2 separate regions of the Homo sapiens genome follow, and region 1 is linked to region 2. Evidence: chromatin contacts called from ENCODE Hi-C or POLR2A ChIA-PET data. All regions are on one chromosome and are shown on one strand. The core of a region is the stretch at or near the end of the contact, and the rest is flanking DNA. Distances in the headings are between cores, read along the strand shown.

Region 1 (6,700 bases), core at 4,115-6,614, 120 kb before region 2:
TAAAAAAAAAGTCTTTGGATTTTTTACTTTTTTAAAAAAGTCTTTTTTTTTTTTTTTTTTTTTTTTTTTTTTTATCTCAGCAGGTTTTGGGAAAATTGACAAGTTGGTTTTAAAATATATGTGGAAATGACAAGGACCAAGAATACTCAAGGTAATCCTCAACAACAAAGCTGGAGGACTTATACTGCCTGCTCTAGTTTGTGCAGGCTGCTATAATGAAATACCATAAACTCGGCCGGGCATGGTGGCTCACGCCTGTAATCCCAGTAGTTTGGGAGGCTGAGGTGGGCAGATCACTTGAGGCCAGAAGTTTGAGACCAGGCTGGCCAGTATGGCTAAATCCTGTCTCTACTAAAAATACAAAACTTTGCTAGGTGTGGTGGTGTGTGCCTTTAGTCCCAGATACTTGGGAGGCTGAGGTACGAGAATTTCTTGAAACTAGGGAGGTGGAGGTTGCGGTGAGCAGAGATTGCGCCACTGCACTCCAGCCTGGGTGACAGAGCAAGACTCTGTCAAACAAAACAAAACAAAACAAAAAAAACACCAAACCATAAGCTAGGTAGCCTAAACAAAGACATTTATTTTTCACAGTTACGAAGACTGAGAAGTCCAAGAACAAGGCGCCAGCAGGCTGGCTGTCTGGTGAGTGACCACTTCCTGCTTCATAGAATGCTGTCTTTTTGCTGTGTCCTCACATAATAGTAGGGGCTAGCTAGCTCTCCAGAGTCTCTTTTTATAAGGGCACTAATTCCATTCAAAAAGTGTCCTACCAGCTGGATGTGGTGACTCACGTCTATCATCCCAGCACTTTGGGAGGCCGAGCCAGGCTAACATGGTGAAACCCCATCTCTACTAAACCACAAAAAATTAGCCAGGCGTGGTGGCAGGCGCCTGTAGTCCCAGCTACTCAGGAGGCTGAGGCAGGGAAATTGCCTGAACCCGGGAGGTGGAGGTTGCAGTGAGCCGAGATCGCGCCACTGCACTCCAGCCTGGCGACAGAGTAAGACTCCGTCTCAAAAAACAAAAATAAAAATAAAGTGTCCTACCTTTATGTCCTAATCACCTTGAAAAGGACGACCTCCTAATACTACCACCTTGGGGGTTAGGTTTCAACATATGAATTTTGGGGGAACACAAATATTCAGATCATAGCACTACCAGATATCAAGTGTTACTATAAACTATAGAAATGTAGGCAATGTGGTTTGACGACAAGAGTAGATAAATGGACCAAAGGGATTGAATAAAGATTCTACAAACAGACCAATATATAGTCACTTGGTATATGTCAAAGGTGACATTACAGTGCAGTGGAAAAAGTAAACTATTTTCCATAAATCATGCTGGGTTAACTGGATAGCCCTACTACAGAAAAGAAAAGAGAGAGAAAAGAAAAAAAAAATCTTGACCTTACTTCACACTACACACAAAAATCAATTCCATATAGATCCTGTATCTAAATGTGAAAGGTAAAACCTCTAGAAGAAAACATAGGAAAATATTTTCATGAAGTTGGGGTATGCAAAAGTTGCCTTAAAAGGACACAAAAAGAACTAACCAAAGAAATAGAAACAAGGGCAAAAGTCTTGAACGGGCACTTCTCAAAAAATAATATTCATATGGTAAATAAACATATAAAATCTGCTGAGAGTGAAATGCAAATTAAAACTACAATGAGATGCCACAGTATGGCTGGCTAAAATGAAAAAATACAAAATACACCAAGTATTTGTAAGCTATTCGAATTTTCATGCACTGTTGGTGGGGGTGTAAACAAGTACAGGAACTTTGGAAAACTGTTTAGCGGTATCTATTAAAGCTGAACATATACACACCATAGGATCAAGCCATTTCACTCATAGGTATGTATCTAACAGAAATATCGGCACCACCCACCAAGAGATGTGCACAACTGTACCATAATATTGATAGGAGCATTTACAACAGGTTCAAACTGCAAATCACAACACCCAGTCACATTGAAATGGATACATTTTTACATATTAATACCATGAACTACTAGATAGCAATGAAAATGAACAAACCACAGCTACATGCGAGGACATGGACAACACTAACAAACACAGAGTAAAAGAAGTCATATGCAAAAGAATATGTACGGTATGATTCCATTTATATGATGCTTTTAAAACCTGGAAAAACTAAATTATGGATGCCTGCTTAGATGGTTAAAGAATGAAGAAAAGCAAGGAAGTTATCATCATCAAAGTCACTCTTCAGGGACATCAGTCACTCTTCAGAGCTGGGTAGCCAGTGATTAGGATTGGCATTTTGTAATGTGCTAACAATGTTCTATTCTTTAAATTTTATTTATTAGGGTATGCAATGGCTAAATGTTTGTTTGTTTTGTGATGTATCGTTGAGCTGAGTTACCATTTCGGATAATTTTTTGTATGTTTATATTTAACAAACATAAACAATTCCAGAAAAAAGGTTAAAAATAATTTAATCTCCCAGCACTTTGGGAGGCCGAGGCAGGTGGATCACGAGGTCAGGAGATCGAGACCATCCTGGCTAACACGGTGAAACCCCATCTCAACTAAAAATACAAAAAATTGGCCGGGCGTGGCAATGTGCGCCTGTAGTCCCAGCTACTTAGGAGGCTGAGGCAGGAGAATAGCGTGGACTCAGGAGGTGGAGCTTGTAGTGAGCCGAGATTGCACCACTGCACTCCAGCCTGGGTGACAAGAGTGAGACTCCATCTCAAAAAAAAAAAAGGGAAAAAAAAATAATTTAATCATATACAAAGAAGTTAACAGAAATATAGTAAGAATGCCAGAAGAATTCATAGTAAAAATTGCAAATAATTGCAGAACTAAGTTTTCTCTTCTGTTTTTCAGTAGAACAGTTGAATTATGCGTAATTTCCATTACACATGACAACTACCTGGAGAGCATTAAAAAAATATAGATGTTCTATCCCATTTAAGACCAACTGAATCTCTACTTTTAATGAGCTCCTCAGTCAGTGGCATTCAAGAACTATTTGCATAGTATAGAGCTGTATGTGGGATTTATATCACAGAACCCCCTAGGCGGCTTTATAAATACTGATCCCTCTGTCCCAACACCCAGAAATTCTGATTCAACTAGTCTACCACGCAGCCTGTGTGTTGGGACTATTTAAAATCCCCTGATTTTAATATGCAGTCATACCACTGGTAAAGAGTTACAGTATAGTAGGTATCAGAATCACTTGGGGAGGCTTGACACAAATGTAAATACTCACTCCAGACCTCAGAACCCTGACTCAGATCTACAGAGAAAGATGTGGGGAGCCAGATTATCCGCACTTTTAACAAGTAACCAGGGCAATTCCAATGAACAACGATCATGTGCTACATAAAAAAGTTTTGATCCGGCCAGGCGCAGTGGCTCACGACCATAATCCCAGCGCTTTGGGAGGCCAAGGCGAGCGGATCACGAGGTCAGGAGATTGAGACCATCCTGGCTAACATGGTGAAACCCCGTCTCTACTAAAAATACAAAAAAATTAGCTGGGCTTCACGGTGGCTTTCGCCTGTAATCCCAACACTTTGGGAGGCCAGGACAGATCACTTGAGGTCAGGAGTTCGAGACCAGCCCAGCCAACACGGCGAAACCCTGTCTCTACTAAAAATACAAAAATTATGGTGACGCCTGCCTGTAGTCTCAGCTACTCGGGAGGCTGAGGCAGGAGGATCACTTGAACCCAGGAAGTGGAGATTGCAGTGAGCCGAGATCACACTACTGCGCTCCAGCCTGGTTGACAGAGTGAGACTCAATCTCAAGAAAAAATAAAATAAAAATAAAGTTGTTCTCTGAAGAGCATTCCAGTCTGCATTCTCTGAAGTCTCATTCCAGTAATGACCCACTCAGCAGGAATATGGTGGAGTTCAGTCCAATTCAGGTCAGCCATATCCAAAAGACTACAAGTCATTACTAAGTTGAGCAAAAGAGTTTTTACGTATTAGCAGAAAGGGCCTCTCTGGCAACAGAGATGAAAAATTGGCCCAACTTCATTTCCATCCTTCAGGGAATAGCAAATTGAAGATTTACTTATCTAGGACTTGAATTCCTTCTTTGGGTCCAAGTTAATAAAAGACCAAGAAACTCCTGATTAAACTGGATAATGAAGGATTCTATAGACAGGGCTGCACGTATCGGCTTTGTTTGACTTCTCTTTTCTCAGTTAACATCTCAGAGATGGAACATTCCACATTCCCCAGCAGCGTGTGGGGGCCAACTAAAGTTTACAATTCCGACTAAAAATCACCCTGCTTCTGGCTTATCTGAATCCCTTACCCACCCCACCCCACCAACCCACTCCTACTTATTCAGCACCACACTACCCAGGAAACACACTAGCAAATTGTGCAATGGAATAAAATCCACACTTTTCTTTAGATTCTTGCAACTGTATCATATGTAATAGTATCACTTTTTCTACATTTTGGTCAAATAAATTTTTACATAAACTGAAAAAAAAATTAGCTGGGCTTGGTGGCGGGCGCCTGTAGTCCCAGCTACTTGGGAGGCTGAGGCAGGAGAATGGCGAGAACCCAGGAGGTGGAGCTTGCAGTGAGCCGAGATTGCGCCACTGCACTCCAGCCTGGGAGGCAGAACAAGACTCTGTCTCAAAACAACAACAACAACAAAAAAAAACCAAAAAAAAGTTTTGGTCCAGGACCAACCACATAGACAACAGTGGTCCCATAAGATAATGGTGCTAAAAAATTCCTATTGCCAAGTGACATCCTAGGTGCTGTAATGCTGTATCACACCTCATGTGTTTGTGGTGATGTTGGTGTAAACAAACCTGCACTGTGTCAGTCTTATGAAAGCACAGCACATACAATTATGTACAGTACATAATACTTGATAATAAACAATTATGTTACTGGTTTATGTATTTACTGTACAGTAAGGCATCGCTTGATGATGGGGATATGTTCTGAGAATTATGTCATTAGGCAATTTCATCATTGTGCAAATATCATAGGGTGTACTTACACAAACCTATATGGCATGGCCTACAACACACCTAGGCTATATGGTATAGCCTAATGCTCCTAGTCTACAAACCTCTACAGCATGTTACTGTATTGAATACTACAAGAAAATATAACACAATGGTAAGTATTTGTATATCTAAATCTATCTAAACATAGAAAAGGTACAATTAAAATATGGTATAAAAGATTTTTAAAATGTCATGCCTGTGCAGGGTGCTTACCATGAATGGAGCTTCCAGGACTGGAAGTTGCTTTGGATGAGTCACAAAATAAACTCTGAGTGAATGTGAAGGCCTAGGATATTACTGTACACTTTTATACAACTGGCAGCATAGGTTTGTTTATATCAGCATCACCACAAACAAGTGAATAATGCATCATGCTACAATTTCGAGACAGCTACAACGTCACTAGTGATAGGAATTTTTCAGCTTCCTATCTTACCAGACCACTGTCATATATGTGGTCCATTGTTGACTGAAATGTGTTATATAACTACTTGATTTACAAAATAACATGAGTAATAAGTATCTTATTAATAACTTTTATAATAGCCTATATTAATCTGAACATACAATATTATCTGCTTGATAAATATGAATCAACATTCATATCCACTTTTCTAATGACAATATTAATTTAAATTTAAAAGTATAAATTATGAAAAAAACCACATCTATGCAGTATTATAGACTTTCTCTCTTACCAATCATAACCTGCAGCAAAAGATGTTTCAATTACAGGAGCAATGAGTTTTGCAGATGTCATAATATATTTTTCTGCCATGGCTTTCCTATATCAAATAAACCAAAAAGTTGTATTTAGAGATACAGTATAAAATAGTTTGGATTTCCTAAAATTTAAGTGTAAACATTATCTATCAAAACTAACATACCACAAAAGCCTACTAAACAATGGACAGGTACCATAGAAATCTATTTACGATTCAGGTTTAAAACCATGACTAGGAAACGTAATTAGCAAGCCATGATTGCCTGCCGGGTCAACGGTGTTCATTTCTTTTCTTTTTCTGCTTTATGATGCCTTCTGACAAACTGAAGAGATACTGGAGAAACACAAGGCCCTGCAGCGGAACTTACGTAGCCTACACTGCAGACACGAAAGTAAAGGGTGAAATTACCACTGAAGAAATTGTGTGTGGTAAAGAGTAAAACTGAATTACTATTTGTTGCTTTTGTGTGCATATATGTGTATCTGTATCCGTGTGTGTATATGTATATGTACACGTACGTACATATATAAAATGTGTTATCGTCAAGGTTACTGGAAAATTTCCAAGTGCTTTTCAAAGTGGATATACCAATTTATAGTGGTGGGTAAAAGTTCTCTTAGTCATTTCTTCTTGAATTTATATATAAGTAGTGGTTTTTAAAATGGACTCAAAATGTATATACTATTCTATAACTTGTTCTTTATACTATGCTGTATTAATATAGAAATAATCTTTCCAGGACGGGCGCAGTGGCTCATGCCTGTAATCCCAGCACTTTGGGAGGCCAAGGCAGGTGGATCACAAGGTCAGGAGATCGAGACCATCCTGGCTAACATGGTGAAACCCCGTCTCTACTAAAAATACAAAAAATTAGCCAGGTGTGGCGGCAGGCGCCTGTAGTCCCAGCTACTAAGGAGGCTGAGGCAGGAGAATGGCATGAACCTGGGATGCGG
Region 2 (7,159 bases), core at 1,187-3,686:
GTGTAGGGTGGCATGTATGTAGTGTGTATATGGGGTATGTGTAGTGTGTATGGTGGCGTGTGTATAGTGTGTATATGCGGTGTATGTAGTGTGTATGGTGGTGTATGTGTGGTGTGTATGTACTGTGTATATGGGGTGTGTGTAGTGTGTATGGTGTTGTGTGTATGTGTGGTGTGTGTGTAGTGTGTATAGGGTGTGTGTGTAGTTGTGTGTGTAGCTCTAGAGACAGAACTGTGACCAAAAGCATCAAAAATGTGATAAGTTCAATGCCAAAGTTATCAAAGTAAGACAACTAGTTTTCAATCCATCATTAAAAAATGGTAAATGAAAACATTAGTTTTGGAAATTCAATATGAGTATAAATCCTTATATTGTACTGTGTATATATGGTGTGTGTAGTTGTGTGTATGTGGTGTATGTATGGTGGTGTGTGTGTAGTATGTATATGTGGTGTGTGTAGTTGTGTGTATGGTGGTGTGTGTAGTGTGTATATGAGATGTGTGTGTAGTTGTATGTATGTGGTGTGTGTTTGTGTGGTGTGTGTAGGGCATATATGTGGTGTGTGTAGTTGTGTGTATGTGGAGTGTGGTGTGTAGTGTGTGTATGTGGTGGTGTAGTTGTGTGTATGTGGTATGTATGTAGTTGTGTGTGGTGTGTGTGGTGCATATATATGGTGTGTGTAGTGCCTATATGTGGTGTGTGTAGTTGTGTGTGTGTGGTGTGTGGTGTCTAGTGCGTATATGTGGTGTGTGCTGTGTGTAGTTGTGTGTGTGGTGGTGTGTGTGTAGTGTGTATATGTGGTGTGTGTAGTTGTGTGTATGGTGGTGTGTGTGTAGTTGTGTGTGTGGTGGTGTGTGTGTAGTGTGTATATGCGGTGTGTGTAGTTGTGTGTATGGTGGTGTGTGTGTAGTGTGTGTGGTGGTGTGTGTGTAGTGTGTATATGCGGTGTGTGTAGTTGTGTGTATGGTGGTGTGTGTGTAGTTGTGTGTATGTGGTGTGTGGGCACGCATGGCTCTCGCCTCTCAGGGTGTCCTCTATCTGAAGCCCCTGGTATCTGTAGCACCCCCCAACGGCCTCTTGTGTCTGGCCTATTGTGGTTGGATTTCTTTAGTAGTGGCACCGCTTTCAGTAAACTCTTGTCACCTCCCACTCCTCATTCACACTGTGTCCTCTTTGGTACCTGCAGATTCTGACCTTTTCCACGTCTCTCAGGAGCTATTGCGACTTGCTTTTCGTTGGCATTTTCCTTAACCCCATGCCTAAGTTTTAGCTTTCTCCACCTCATTCAATCATTTACCTGACTACTTTTGCATGATTTCCAATTTTCCAAAAAATTAGCATATTTTGTCCATTTTGTCTCCCAATAATCTCTGACCTTGTGGGCCTACACTTTTTTTTTTTTTTTTTGAGACGGGGTCTTGCTCTGGTGCCCGGGCTGGAGTGCAGTGGCATGATCTCTGCTCACTGCAGCCTCCACCTCGGGGGCTCAAGTGATCCTCCTACCTCAGCCTTTTTGCCATGTTGCCCAGGCTGGTCTCAAACTCCTGAGCACAAGAGATCTGATCTGCCTGCCTCGGCCTCCCAAAGTGTTGGGATTATGGGTGTAAGCCACCACACCAGGCACAGGTCTATGCTTTTAAAAAAAGATCCATTATTAGCCTGGTTTTACTAAGGTTTCTGGAGGGAGCAGAGATAAATAGATGTGCTTTATGTTACTGTGTGTAATTCAAAGTCCAGGACCTAGATTATTGCATGAATTAACGGGAATATACTAGCCAAAACGATTTTCTAAGTCATTCTGTAAAATCTATGAGCTTGTTATACCCTAAATCGACTTATTTCTAAATTCTAGTTCTCATGAAGTTTGGCCATCTTTGCCATTTTAACGTGTATAATAGTTGAGTAGCATTAAGTACGTTCACATGGTTGTGCAATCTGCAGAGCTTTTTCATCTTGTAAAACTGAACTCTGTGCCCATTAAACAACTCTTCTTTTGTGCCTCTGCCAGCCCCTGGCATCCACCATTCTACTTTCTGTCACTGTGAGTTTGACTGCTCTGGGTACCTGTTGTAGGTGGAGTCATATGGCATCTGTCCTTTTGTGTCTGGCTTATTTCACTTAAGCATAATGTTAAGTAAAAAGTTCATCCTAGGCCGGGCGAGGTGGGTCACACCTGTAATCCCAGCACTTTGGGAGGCCAAGGCAGGTGGATCACCTGAGGTTAGGAGTTCAAGACCAGCCTGGCCAACATAGAGTGAAAACCCGTCTCCACTAAAAAATACAAAAATCAGTTGGGTGTGGTGGTGCATTCCTGTAGTCCCAGCTATTTGGGAAGCTGAGGCAGGAGAATCGCCTGAAGCCGGGAGGGGGAGGTTGTAGTGAGCTGAGACTGCGCCACTGCACTCCAGCCTGGCATATGACATATGACAGGACTTCCTTCCCCTGTGGGGCCGAATAAGATTCCACCGTAGGTGTGAAACCATGTTTTGTTTATCCCTCCATCTGTTGGTGGACTTTTGGATTGCTTGCTTCTTCTGTTGTTGACAACACTGCTAGGAACATGACTGTGCAAATCTCTCTTTGCGATCCCGCTTCAGTTCTTTTGGATATATGCACAGCAGTGGGGTTCCTGGATCATATGGTGGCTCTATTTTTAACTTTTTGAGTTACCACCATACGTTTTCCACAGCAGCTGTGCCGTTTCCACATTCCCATCATCAGTGCACAAGGTTCCAATTTCTTCAGTCTTTTTTAAAAATAAATACATGCTCCTTTTGAGTACATTTCAAAGATAGAAACATTAAAAAAAATTAAAATCACCCATACCCTGTCCTACCGTGAGAATTGTTAACATTTCCTTTTCTCTAATTTTAAGTAAAAATTTAACTTTACTGGTTAGGAGCCAGTATTTTGAGTCCTAGTGTTAGGCTGACCTCTAGAGGTAGAACTGGCACATTGCAGCCTTCTACTAGTGCCTCTAACCTGACGTTAACTGTTAAGTGTGGCAATGCCACAGCCTGGTATGTGTGTGGCATTTGAAAATCCCGGTTGATTGGCACATCTTTTCTAGGTGTTTATGTACGTCTTCTACAAAGCTTGATGCAGAAGTTCTTCCAAAAGAATAAAAAAAATTGGAATTAATCTAACTGGGACAAAATGTTGCCAAAAGGCTGGGTTTGATTTGTGGCATGTGGATTTGTTGGCCCTAAAGAGAACACAGGGGTCTGTCTGCAGATGTCGGAAGCTCCTCCGCAGCTTTCACTGGACGTCCCTCGGGACCACACAGCAGGGTCCTGGAGTTTGCAGTTGGCTGATGGGTTCATGTGTGACCGTGTCTCTCCCTCATGCCCAGGTTCTCTGTCCTACCTGTGTGTGCTGCCCAGGGAGGAAGGGCCTGAGGCAGAACCACCACTGCACATTCCTCAGCCTGAGTCTGCTCTGAAAGAGGCGAGTGGTTGTGTCTTTTCTTGCCACTGCTTGCTGTCTCCATGGGACATTCTCATTCCGGGGTGGTCCCTGGAGGATCGAGGAACAAGAGACTCCTGTTCTCCCATTATCTGTCTAATCTCATGCAGTACTTTTGGGAAAAAAGGCTAAAAGTTTGCTTTGGATTAGTGGAAAGGTTTGAAGACGCACAGCTGGCCTACTAAGGCTTGGAGCAGGTGCTTTGAGCACATCAGGCGCTCAGACATAGTTTCCTAAAGGATGCAATGGTTACTCACTATGTTCCCAGACCTTGGCATCCAGAGACCCTGTGTGTGTTCAGTGGAAAGATGGTTGGGTGAGGCTGGGATGATGGCGCTAAGAGATTCATTTAGGTTTTGTTTACTTAAAAAGTGACAAAGAGGATTGGCGGTGGTTAGTTCTGGAGGGTGGAGAGATGAGGATGTTTATTATTCTTTCTACATTTAAAATTTCTTAAATAAATTATGAAAAGGAAATAGTCTTAGAAAAGCAATGGGCGCAGTATTAAACATCTCACTTATTCCTCCGTAACACAAAAAACTTTCAATTAAGCTGAAGTGAGTTTTTGCTTGGTAGCTACAAATAGCTCTTCTGCCATATGAATGTTTTTCTTCTGGTTGTGTTTATGGGCAGTGTGGTTGTCTTTTACCAATGTTGACTCCAAGGCTTAGCCACTGCTGCAGGTCAAACTTATATAAATCGTATAGTTAAAAACTGAAAAATTCAAATGTGTTGTAATCTCCAAACAAAGTCTGCGCTAGGCCCTTTCAGGCTATAAAGGACAGGGTACTCTGATTTCTGCTCTTGATGAGGGTTGATTGTGATACCAGGCGAGGGAGTAAGAGATACAGGACACCATCTCTGCGGCTGCATCTTTGTCGCAGAAACAGACATTGTTCAGGGGACACCTGAGCCTCTGATAGTCAGCCAGTGGCTCTGGCAGCTCACAGCAGTTATAGGGTGGCTGTGTCCTTTTCTAAAGTCCTGACTTTTTATGGCCTGTGGTCATGGTGACTCCACTACGGGCTGTGTTTCTGTTGCTCCTTCCTGCCCTCAACCAGTCTGCCCACTGTGGAAGTCTGCATTTCTTCTCCTTCTCCTTCTCCTTCTTTCTTCTTCTTCTTCTTCTGATGGAGTTTAGCTCTGTCGCCCAGGCTGGAGTGCAGTGGCGTGATCTCGGCTCACTGAAATATCCACCTCCCAGGTTCAAGTGATTGTCCTGCCTTAGCCTCCTAAGTAGCTGGGATTACAGGGATGTGCAGCCTCACCTGGCTAATTTTTGTATTTTTAGTAGAATCGGGGTTTCACCATGTTTGCCAGGCTGGTCTCAAACTCCTGAGCTCAGGTAATCTGCCCACCTCGGCCTCCCAAAGTGCTGGGATTACAGGTGTGAGCCACCGCGCCTGGCCTGGGTCTGCATTTCTGACCGCCCTGTCGCTATAGGGCTCAGGCTTCCCTTGGGCTGGTTACTGCAGCCACCACCGGCTGCCTATGGGCCTCTGCCATTGGCCCAGATTCACATGTGGGGTCCAGTCCGTGGAAGTCATGGTAGTAAGCTCACATGGCAAGAAGGTAATGGAGAATTTCAGAGGCCTGCCTCGGAGCACCAGTTCCAAGGGGTGCTTGACAGCCACAGCTGGCGGCTGCTCAGTCTTGCTAATCTAGAGCTTCGATTGTAACAGCCAACCCGAGTCTGTGCAAGATGGGAATCTAATTGGAGATCTCTGACAGAAGCTAGAGTTCTCTAACAGCTACATCATTGGCGAAAAAGAGAACTTGGATCCCCTAAATGGAGGGTCACCGGTGGGGGCATTGACTCTGAGTGGAGGGGAGGAAGAGTTTCTCTGAGAATTTATAACCATAGAGCAATCCTCAAATTCATACTACCTGTGTCATCTGGAAAACCCCCAAGCCAAGAATTCAGATTGGTTCCTTGGTTGGTAGCACCCCCAAGTGCCTGGCAGGAGCAAATTGCATATCATCCTCAGAACAATATACCTGCAACCACAGTTAGATGTCCAGATTTTTGGCATAGCTTTGGATGAGCCAGAACTTTACATGGCAAATGGGACGTTGCAGATGTAATTGAATTAAGAATGGCAAGATGGGGAGATTATCCTGGAATAGCTGGCTTGGCCTGGTGTAATCACATGGGTCCTTAGAGGGATAAAGGAGGAAGGAGACATGATGGCAGAAACAGGTGGGGCAGGGTTGGCTGGCTATGGAGGGGGAAGGGGTCATGAGCCACGGATGCAGGCAGCCTCTAGAAGCTGAGACAGGCCAGGAATGCATTCTCCCTGAAACCTCCAGAAAGAGTGCGTTCCCTGCTGACGCTTTGATGTTAGTCTACTTGGGGTTTCTGACCTCTAGAACTGTAAGATAATACATTTGTATTGTTTAAGCCACTGTTTGTGATAATTTGTTACAGTAGCAATAAGATATTAATGCTACTGCTTTATTGAGATAAATTTACATGTCATACAATTGACTCATTTGACACGTCCAATTCAGTGGTTTTATAGTATGTTTACAGAGTTGTGTAACAACATTTTCAAAGATGGATCAAAACATACTACACAGTGAATGATAAATGAGCTTTGGATCACATGGTGCTCTCTTTTCCTGAATAAAGCCACTTAAGAGGCACAGTCTGTGTTCAGGGAAGTGTGCTGAGTGCTGTTGATGCTGAATCGCAGGACCCTGTAGGACCCGTGAATGTCTGCGTTTCCTTTTTACCTTAATAGAGGAACCTTTTCTCATGACCCTTTTTGTTATATTTCCCTCCATGATGTTTCAAATATCTATTTACTGGCACTTACCTTGGACCAGTTCTTTTTTGATTTAGCTATTAGAAATCTTAAATTTCTAATCTGTTGCTAAGACACCTCATAGTACCCTATGCAACTAGTAAACTTCCAGATGAACTGGCCAAGACACATATTTGGTTTTGTATATTTTTCACTAACTTACTTTTGTTTTTTGCTTGCTTGTTTTTTGAGACAGGGTCTCGCTCTGTCATCCAGGTTGGAGTACAGTGGCACAATCATGGCTTACTGCAGCCTCCACCTCCTGGGCTCAAGTGATTCTCCCACCTCAGCCTCCCAAGTAGCTGGGACTACAGGTGTGCACCATCACGCCCAGCTAGTTTTTGTATTTTTTGTAGAGACGAGGTTTCACCATGTTGCCCAGGCTGGTCTCAAACTCCCGTCCTCAAGTGACCCGCCTGCCTTGGCCTCGCAAAGTGCTGGAATTACAGGCGTGAGACACTGTGGCTGGCCTCACTAACTTTATAAGCCTCTAATTCAAGGAATTTGTTCTATATGAAAATTTGAAAATGCCTGCTCACTGGGGATGGTGGTCCAGGATATTTAGTACTTAACACTGAGTTGTTTTGTGGGTGATGAGATCTGAGCAGGGATCAGTATGTTTGTCCTTATAATTGTCCAAAATAAGATAGCTGTTTTATGGCCCTATTTTAAGATAAGTAGATTTTTTTAAGCTGATATATTACGAATCTTCCAAATTACTTATATGAGAAAAACATCTCAAAGATTCTTTCCTTCCTTTTAAAAAAATTTAGGGCCAGGTGCTGTGGCTCACGCTTATAATCCCAGCACTTTGGGAGGCCAAGGCAGGAGGATCAGTTGAGCCCAGGAGTTAGAGATCAACCTGGGCAACATGGCGAAACCCCGTC

The links. A loop is a pair of places that touch in the nucleus more often than their neighbours do. ChIA-PET counts read pairs that join two places held with the same protein, here RNA polymerase II (POLR2A). Pooled maps may share reads with other maps.
Region 1: a map of Caco-2 shows a loop between it and region 2 (2.7-fold over the local background). The contact joins two enhancer-like sites. A Hi-C loop is called at or near these places in 1 of 168 maps with a recorded cell type or tissue (Caco-2) and 2 of 50 pooled maps. POLR2A ChIA-PET finds 5 or more read pairs at or near these places in 2 of 52 experiments (AG04450 and activated CD8-positive, alpha-beta memory T cell).

Annotation. Positions count from the first base shown.
Region 1 is chr13:20,614,900-20,621,599 of GRCh38, reverse strand. IFT88 (intraflagellar transport 88) reads right to left here. Exons shown (of 26, transcript NM_006531.5): 14 at 5,721-5,807. Among named protein-coding and RNA genes, the nearest start is that of IFT88, 51 kb to the right of the region's middle. Within about 2 kb of position 5,364, at least 2 of the 41 ENCODE cell types and tissues checked have a DNase peak (open chromatin) inside an H3K27ac peak, as active enhancers do.
Region 2 is chr13:20,491,093-20,498,251 of GRCh38, reverse strand. All of the region lies in intron 2 of CRYL1 (crystallin lambda 1), which reads left to right. Among named protein-coding and RNA genes, the nearest start is that of CRYL1, 31 kb to the left of the region's middle. RefSeq lists an enhancer at 4,411-4,910. Within about 2 kb of position 2,436, at least 5 of the 41 ENCODE cell types and tissues checked have a DNase peak (open chromatin) inside an H3K27ac peak, as active enhancers do.